Linked DNA regions of Mus musculus: region 1 is linked to region 2. The links are chromatin contacts, found by Hi-C in ENCODE. All regions are on one chromosome and are shown on one strand. The core of a region is the stretch at or near the end of the contact, and the rest is flanking DNA. Distances in the headings are between cores, read along the strand shown.

Evidence for each region. Hi-C counts contacts between places; a loop is a spot of excess contacts on that map.
Region 1: a loop to region 2 is called in a map of T-helper 17 cell, with 3 times the contacts of the local background. The contact joins the promoter of Impdh2 here to the promoter of Rbm5 in region 2. A Hi-C loop is called at or near these places in 3 of 37 maps with a recorded cell type or tissue (T-helper 17 cell, regulatory T cell and v-Abl transformed pro-B cells).

The regions. Positions count from the first base shown.
Region 1 is chr9:108,557,642-108,562,151 of GRCm38, reverse strand. It overlaps Impdh2 (inosine monophosphate dehydrogenase 2), which reads right to left and starts at 1,716. Exons shown (of 14, transcript NM_011830.5): 1 at 1,521-1,716; 2 at 1,070-1,118; 3 at 454-555; 4 at 295-369. The coding sequence starts at 1,618. It overlaps Qrich1 (glutamine-rich 1), which reads right to left. Exons shown (of 10, transcript NM_175143.5): 10 at 1,985-2,906. The coding sequence ends at 2,714.
Region 2 is chr9:107,768,903-107,773,427 of GRCm38, reverse strand. It overlaps Rbm5 (RNA binding motif protein 5), which reads left to right and starts at 2,426. Exons shown (of 25, transcript NM_148930.3): 1 at 2,426-2,543; 2 at 3,802-3,867. The coding sequence starts at 3,851.

The sequences.
Region 1 (4,510 bases), core at 467-2,966, 790 kb before region 2:
CACTGTATCTTTGATATCACTGTCATCAGGCCCCTGTTCTAAAGGATGAGGTCCATGCCTAAGTGTCCTGTATAGCAGAGCCACGGAAACAAATGAAATGAAATGCTCAAACATGGACATAGGGGGTCTGGAAGCACCGTGCGTGCTCTAGCTAAGAAATGGGGTCTTGGGTCTTCCTCCTCAGTAGCTGAAGCTCACAGCAGGAGAAAGGACGCTTAGCAAAACAAACCCTCCACTTCCACCCCACGCCTCTAATTCCCAGCAACTCTTGGCCATGATGCTTGGCCTTCTAACCTTCACTTTCCGAACTTCATTGGCCTGGAATTCAGGTGTGCAGTTGTGGTGGATGAAACCAATACCTCCTGTAAGCTACAAGACGAACACACAAGTAAGTGATAAAACAGAAACACAATCTTTGGCTATAAGATGGCACCCATGGCGCTCAAGCCTTACCGCCATCGCGATGGCCATTCCAGCCTCTGTGACAGTGTCCATGGGTGAGGAAACCAATGGGGTCTTTAGTGTAATCTTCTTAGTTAGAGCAGACGTCAAGTCCTGAGGAGAAAAAGGACCAGCAAAGGAAAATACAGCTTATTCCTCAGGGTCCATCCCAGGAGCCCTGGGTGAGCTGCCATGTTCACCACAAAGCCTAGCCTGGTGCAGTAAGCTCACAGTAACGAACAGCAGCATCTTACCCCTCCTAGATATTTACCAATCCAGTTCCTAGAGTGGGTACAGGGGCACATGCCTACTGTAATAACAGTACCCACTCAGAAACAAGACTGAGCGTTGACACTAATAATTAGGGTCAACAAAACCACTTCTGGAACAGCCAAAGTAATGTAGGCAGGCTGTCTCAAAAACAAAATAGAGCCAGGCAGAAGTAGCGCACGCCTTTAATCCCAGCACTTGGGAGGCAGAGGCAGGCGGATTTCTGAGTTCAAGGCCAGCCTGGTCTACAGAGTGAGTTCCAGGACAGCCAGGGCTATACAGAGAAACCCTGTCTCAGAAAAAAAAAAAAAAAAAAAAGGAACCCCCCAAACCAAAAATCCAGTGCCTTATTACTCACCACCTGATCTGCAGTGAAGTCGATATACCCAGGAAGAATGAGAAAATCACTGTAGGAGGGAAATAAGCAGGTCTCTCAGGCTTGTGACACCAAGAAACTTCAACTCCATATATCATCCCATAAAACTCTTGAGCAGGGAGTTGTACCAGCAAGTGTGACACAGGCAAAATGTCACTGGGTGGATGCCACCGAGGTGTCATTAGTGCACGCTAACATATTCCACATATCCAGAGAACTGTGTCTCACGACTCAAGTATTAAATACTATTGAAATCACCCTCTAAACCCCTGCCCCTGCTTCACATATGTCGAAGTTAGTCTTCGGCGATAAGGAATTCCCGGATTCTGTTCCCCATCCGCTCCCACCAGTTTCAATGAAGCCCTCCCTCATCCGGCCTTCTCGCCAGCGTGCGGCCCCTCGCCTCGCCCCGATGGGTGCCCTAGACCCGCACTTGTAGGTGAGGCCGTCCCCGCAGTTGAAGAGCTGCTGCGCTGTGAGCCCGTCGTCCGGCACGTAAGAGGTGCCTCCGCTAATCAGGTAGTCCGCCATGACCACGGAGGAAGACAGACGCGTGGCTCCGAGAACCGCGCCGCTCCGAGGACCGCGCCGCAGAGGCCTCTGCCGTCCGGACCGCGCCAATATAAACTAGATTATTCCGTCACACGTTGCGTGCGTCGATGACGCCAGGCGTAGGGCGTGCGTACTGAGGGCCACGCCCCGTATAGAGGCGGAGCTGGCAGAGCTGGGTAACCACGTGCTTATCGAGCTCACAGGCCCAAGGCCAAAGGCCTGTTTCCTGTCCCACCCCTCCCCGCATCCCACCACAGCAGGATCCAGGCCCATTCAATTAAGTTTTGTTTCCACTCCCCCGCCCCCGCAGAGCTCCTCCCCCAAATAAAGACACGTTCTCCAGTAGCTTGTTGAAAAGACGTGCTTGTCATTCTTAATAAACAACTAGAATAAGAATACATAAGAGAAAGAGTGGTATCTTTATATGATACACAAGTGTATGTTACAAGAATTCCATCAGGCACAGGAGCCTCATTTTTAAGGCCTCAATGTTAGGCCAAAAAAAAAAAAAAGCGCATGGTAAAGTTTTTACTTTAACTTTTATGTCACTTGTCATAAAGAAGGGTGTAATAGAAATTGTCTGGATAAAAATCATAATTGAAGTTCCCCTTATTCTTCTTCCATCAAGATGTTAAGTTTATGTCTGAGCATTACAAAAAAAAAAAACAAAAAACAAAAAACAAATGTGGCTCTGAGTGGTCAGTAAAGTTTGCCGATTCCGAGTGACAGGCTGATGCATCAGCAGCTCCATCTTCCCTGAGGAAGGGAAGGGTCTGTATCTCTCCATACAGTCCAAGTTCCTTTCCCCACGCCCCAGACAAAAGAAAAAAAGAGAAAAGAAAAAGCCAACCACTTCCTAGGACACCAGGTTCTCAGAAAACCCAGATCCCTATGAACCAGGGGTCTGCCCATTTTATGAAGATGCAAAGAGGGCAATATCGTCTTTTACATTTTGAACAGAAGTAGCCTGAAAAGCATCATAACTACAAATTAAAAAAAAATGTGGAGGCCTCTCCTTTAGTGTGAAAGTCTGTCTGGTTTTTCCTGGATCTTTTTTCCTATAGCTGAGGCACCTCAGTGCATGGTGGTTGCATTGGCCACGGCAATGGCTTCTTGGATTTCTCGTATAACCAGGATCCGGGTCAGCATCTGTCCCATCTGTTCTCTGCTGATAGGCTGGACTGAGTACCAGATTGGGCTGTTGGGAGCTACAACTGGCTCAGGTGTCAGGTAAAAGGTGTCATTTCGGCCTTTCACACTCTGAGGGCTGAAGAAGAATTTCAGTAAGTAATAGCATAATTCTAACCCTTCCTGTTTGAGCCTCCCAAACAATTTCAGGTTGAACTACTTAAATCTATCTATATCCCATTGGCAGCAGATAAGCATCTAGAAGACCTAGCTCCAGCTGTTTACCCACATTGTTTTTAACTCAGCAGCAAAGGCCAATAACCACCTTCTCTGGGCTCAGTACCTCTTCAGTACTCAGTACCTCTTCAGTACTCAGCGTGCTCCAACAGTCTCACAGCCATTCCCTCATCCACTCAAAATTTAAGGAACATGTGTCAGCTTTATATTAGGTACAGATGTTAATTAAGTGGGCAGGGTTCCTGACATGTTATAAAAATATGTAAGAACTGATACTAGGTAAGAGCGACAGAGGAAATAGCTGAGGACAAAGGTAGGCGATCTAAATATGCTTTATTGGAGCTGCTAGTAATGTCCAGAAAAGGGAAAACTCTTGGATGTAAAGTATGGTTATGGGCTTTTCAAGCAGCAGACATGAAATAGCAATGCAAGTGCATTGGGAAATTGTTCATCACTTATAGAAGAGTGACGAACTCACTGAAGGTTTTATTCTAATGAAAGTACAAAGACCCATAGCCACAAAAGCTGTTCTGACATTGATAGGAAGAGGATGTACCAACCTGCTATGACAAGAATACAATCAGAAACCTAAAGGAACCCCAACACCCCTATGCTGATGGCACCAGCAATAAACTTTGAGCCAGTGACAATGTCCACCGTGTGATTTTAAAAGAAAAAAGCTGCTCTTGCTTCTCTCTTGCCCTCTTGGGCTATTCCCTTCCCCCTCTCTTCCCTATTCCCTTCCCCCCTTCTCTCCACATGCTCATGGCTGGCCTCTACTTCTCTATTCTCTCCCCCTCTCTGCCTTTTCTGCCACTACTATCCTCTTGACTCCCCCCCTTTGCCCTTAATAAACTCTATTCTATACTATAAAAAAGAAAGAAAGTAAAGAAAAAAGCCTTTGTACCTGTATACCCTCTGTGAAGTTACGTCAGAGCCTGCTGTGGTGATGCACACTTTTAACCTCAGTACTGTCTGTCAAAGGCAGACAGATCTCTTGTGTGAGGCCAGCCTAGTTACAGAATGATTTATAGGCCACCCAAAGCTACATAGAAGAAACAATGTCTCAAAAGAAGTGGCTAGTGGAGTTCATGATCCATTTATACTATAGTGTTGTGTATATGACACTTTTTGGCTAGGTGTGGTGGGAGAGACCATTACTCTGAGCACTCAAGAGGCAGAGGGAGGTAGACAGTGTGAATTCAAGTCTGAGGCCAACCTGATCTAAGTGAGTCTCAGGATAACCTAGGTTATACAGAGAGTTTTTTTGTGACTCCAAACAAAAGTCATTTCTTTGGCAGTACTGAGGATTTAATTCAGGGCACACCAGACATTATCACTCTAATCCTGAGCCAACACCCCTAATTTCTCTTTTGGTATCTGTGTACATCTTTATTATTTTTCTTGTTTTCAAGAAAGGGTTTCTCGCAGGGCGAGGTGGCACACGCCTTTAATCCCAGCACTTGGGAGGCAGAGGCAGGCGGATTTCTGAGTTCCAGGCCAGCC
Region 2 (4,525 bases), core at 1,177-3,676:
TTATCATCAACTACATGGTGGCTCACAACCATCTGCAATGAGATTTGATGCCCTCTTCTGGTGTGTCTGGAGAGAGCAACAGTGTACTCACATACATAGAATAAATACATCTTTTACAGAGAGAAGGAAAGTAAGTAGAACAGGCATGCCATCATGTAGGCATCTGAGTTAATGCTGAAATGCTCAGCTGTGCTAAAGCAGGCATGGAAGAACCACATTGATCTCAGCAGGGAAAGGAGTCTCTCTGACCTGTGGGTGTTGGTAACTGTTAAGGTAAAGCACACCTCCATTGTAGGTTCACTAATTAAAGACTCAGAAGCTCTTTGACCACCTCAAGGCTATAGGGAAAACAAAGTCCTACAATTGCCTCAAAGCAAAGATGTCTTTCACTTTTTTTCTATAGCAGTAGTTCCAATACTGGGACAAAACATTTAATCGTTTATTTTTTTGCCACATAATCAGAGAGGTGATTGGTTGGGTTGGTTTTAAAAGACTCATGAAAGTGATTATGTCACTGGGTTAGGTTGGTTTTTTCGAGACAGGGTTTCTCTGTGTAGCCCTGGCTGTCCTGGAACTCACTTTGTAGACCAGGCTGGCCTCAAACTCAGAAATCCGCCTGCCTCTGCCTCCCAAGTGCTGGGATTAAAGGCGTGCGCCACTGCGCCCGGCTTACTATTTTTATTTGTCTCTGCGTGTAGTTTAGGTGCATTTAGGGCCAGAAGACGGCATGGGATCCCTGGAGGTGGTATTATATAGGCTTGTGTGCTACCTGATACGAGTGCTGGGAACCAAATTTGGATTCCCTGATAGAGCAGCAAGCACTCCATCTCCAGCTTTTAAGTTTTTAAAATGAAAGACTTAAGATTATTTTATTAAAACTTTGTTCAATAATATATTTGCTTTTTTGTGTTGCTTAAATTAGAACAATTTCCATTGTCTTTGGTACATCGACTACCAGATAGCCTAGGATATATAGTCCATCTACTCACAAAAACAATTCTACTCAACAGACAGACACAATTGAGAGGATGCCATTCATCCCTGGATGGAATCTGTCTAGGGATAGGGGAGTAGCTTTTGAGTTTAAAATTGAATTGGCAGCATGGTGGCTCACCTTTAATCCCAGCAACCAGTGAGTGAGTTCTTTATATCACCCTGGCTTTCCTGGAACTCACCTTTTTAGACCAGGCTGGCCTTGAACTCAGAGATCCAATTACCTCTGGGATTATAGGCATGGATCACCACACCCTGCTATAAGTGGTTTCTATGATCTGCAGACAAATGTATATTTTCTGCGGTTAAGTGTGTTATATATACTCAACCATAATTGGGCATATCTTAACATTTACATAATTGTATACTGAGAATACATAGATACAAAAGAAAGATGTTGAGTATGTGTTCCTTCAGCTGTGTTATCAGGCATTTCTAGCCAGTTTCAGTCACCCTAATTCCTGCACACCGTTATTCTTATCAGACTTGTAATCCCAGAAGGAGGTGAAAACTGGAGGGTCAGAAACAGTCCCACACTAAGGAGATGGATCTTGGTCAGTCTACATTGTGAATTCCAGGCTAACCAGAACTATAGAGACCCTTTCTAAAGAAAACAAAAGGGAGGGAAGGGAAGAAAAATTAAAAAAAAAAATGAGGGAAATCTGCTCCCTAATAACTACATATGCAGAGGACAAGTTATGGCAACTGGATGACAATATCTCCACAAAAAGCAGAGAGAGGGGGGGGGGGAACCTCTAGGGTTTTGTCTGTTTTGTTGGATTTTTTTTTTTAATGTGTAGTTGGGTGATGATTTGGTTTGAATTTGGGCTGCTTTGCATTTACTTATTGTTGGTGTATTTGAACACACATCCATGTTTGCCACATCAGAAGACTACTCTCATGCGTGGTTCTCTTTCCATCCTGTGAATTGCAGGGATGGAACTCAGGGTTTTAGGCTTGGCAGTAAGCCTTACCTGATGAGGCTATCTCACAGGCTTGGTTTTATTGTTGTTTTGTTTGCTTGTGGCAGGGTCTTACAACAAAATATCCCTATTGTTCTGGAGTTCATATTCTAGTGCTGGCATGGCTTCTGAAAACAAGCTAGTTCAGTTTCCAGTTTACCGAATTATTAGCTCTGTATGTTTGTAAAACGACTAGGGAAGTAATCCGTAGTATGCCTTCTCTACGAACTGGATTATACGTTTTACAGTGTGTCAAGCGCTGGTAAAGTTCACATCCGGGTTCTCAGAAGCTGAATGGCAGCTTTGTCATGGAGCAGATGAAATACGCAAAAAAATTAACGCAGGGTATAGTGACAGGCTGCCTGGGCGACCACACTTCCCGGCAGCCCTCGCGCAGACCGGCACCCTCGCTGATTGGACGCCTCTGGAGAGGCGGGTAGGATGGGAGGTGGGGGAAGGTCGACGCGCGAGGGACTGTGGGTAGGAGAAGACGGTCGGTGGAGACGCCATTTTGTGGAGCGGCCGAACCTTGTAGGAGGTTCTGGGGCGCAGAGCCGCTACTGCTCCTGCTTTGTTCCCTCTGTGGGGGTGAGTGCGGCTGCCGTCCATTACACCCCAGTGATTTTGCAATTGGTGCTGTCCCTTAAGTCTGCCTGTCAGCCGCCAGAGGTGACCGCTCAGCCGAGTCTTTGAAGAGACTAAACTAAGCAAGCGCTTGAGGGCCGCGCCCCTCCTCGCCTCTGGCTCTGCTGGCTTTCATAGGTTGCCCCCTAGCCCGGTCCTCGACCCGCCTCTTTGGAGTTGTTTGTCTCTTGCTGGGACGTTGTCCCGAATCCCCTGTCGTGCGGAGCTGTGGAGCGCCTGGCAGTCTCTTAAGCCATCATCGCCCTGAGTCTCCAACTGAATCTCGCTGTGCGAAAGGTGGTTGGGAATGGGTGTGGGGAGGGATGGATGGAAGATAAGAAAGATGGACTGAATGCCGGATTCAGTTGCGCCGCCATCTCGGCTGCGATACCCCGCGGAGGTGGGCATGGGCAACCTCCCTGGGAGGTGGGTGCGGGCATCTCGGGCGAAAACAAGGGACAGCCGTAGCCGTTCGACCCCGGAACTTGACCCACTAGATGTCTCTTATTTTTTAAGTCAACGAATGTTTGTTAAGTGCTTGCTTTAAAAGACCAGATTCTAGAAATGGCAGTAACTATAGTTTCTGGGACATCACAGGCATCATAGCTGTGTGATGTTTTATTACGGCCAATCGGCCGGGGAAAGGCTGTGGGTCACTCGGTGGCCTGTTGTCGATCAGGGCTGGTCCAAGACATAGGTGTTATTGATACACAGATATTAAGCCGAGTCAAGGTTTGGTCTTGTCTTACTGAAATAAATTGAGATCAGGCGATGTGTTATATATGTAAATTTCAATCAGATCAGCATTCCAGCTTCTAAGTTTTTGTCAGAAAAATTTGAGATCGTGTTACAATTTTAGTGTTGAATTTTATATTAACGAAGACAGTTGGATGAATGCTTTAATCATTGTCCATCTCAATAAATAGCGTTGCTTTGGTTATGAAAATCAGGAGCTTTTTGCTTTGTAATTGTAGTGGGAGTGTCCAAGGTGTCTAAAGCCTTCACCCTTCTTGAGTTTCTTATTGAATATATGATCTTAATATGTTAAAGTGACCTTCATCTTCCTGCTTCTTAACACAATTATGACTTAGTGTTGACAGCCTCCTTTTCCTTCCTCTTTTTAGTCATTGTTAAGTATTAGCCACAGTTTCTATCCCAGTTTGTAGGGTTCTTGAATTAAGTGATCTCTGAAATTTGCAATTTTTCTCTTTCCCACCCCTAGGGGAAAATTTAAGCCTTTTGAAGCAGTGTGCTAGCTCTTCCGTGAGACGATGGGTTCAGACAAAAGGTGAGTTTCAATACATGACATGCCTTTGATCTCAACAGCTTAGTTGGGACTGAAATATTTGTTTAAAATTGTTTATTCAGCCCTGTGTGGTGATGGCAGCTTACAGGTTTTAATCCCCGCAGAGACAGGCAAATCTCACTGAGTTCAAGGCCAGCCAGGGCTACATAGAGAAGGCCTGTCTCAAAAAAGGAAAAACAAAAACAAAACAAAGCAACAACAGTAATAAATTATTTATTTTGCAAATGAATATTTAAATGTCTATTGTGTTTCAAGTGTTCCAAATGACTACTTTCATGATTCTGTTCTCACAAGCTTCAGTCTAGTGAGAGTTAACAGTTAGGATAAAAAATGTAAAGTACTGTCTGGACACATGAGGAGAAAGGGAAGTGTCTTGGGGAAAGTATTGTCGGAGGTGCAGTCCAAAGGCTAAGAACTAGGTTAAGGAAAGCAGTGTGGAGTAGGCCATGGAAAGTTCCAGCTGTGGGCAGGAGCTATTCAAAGCCTGCTTGAGAAGCAGTGAGTGAGTGCCAATCCTTGTTATTCCCTAGTGATAGATACAGTGGCCTGGGAGGCTCAAAGCTGAGCAGCCTAGGAGCGTGGCTTACATCAAGACGATCGAGAAAGGGAAAAGCTAGTTAACATAGAACAGATTAGGACT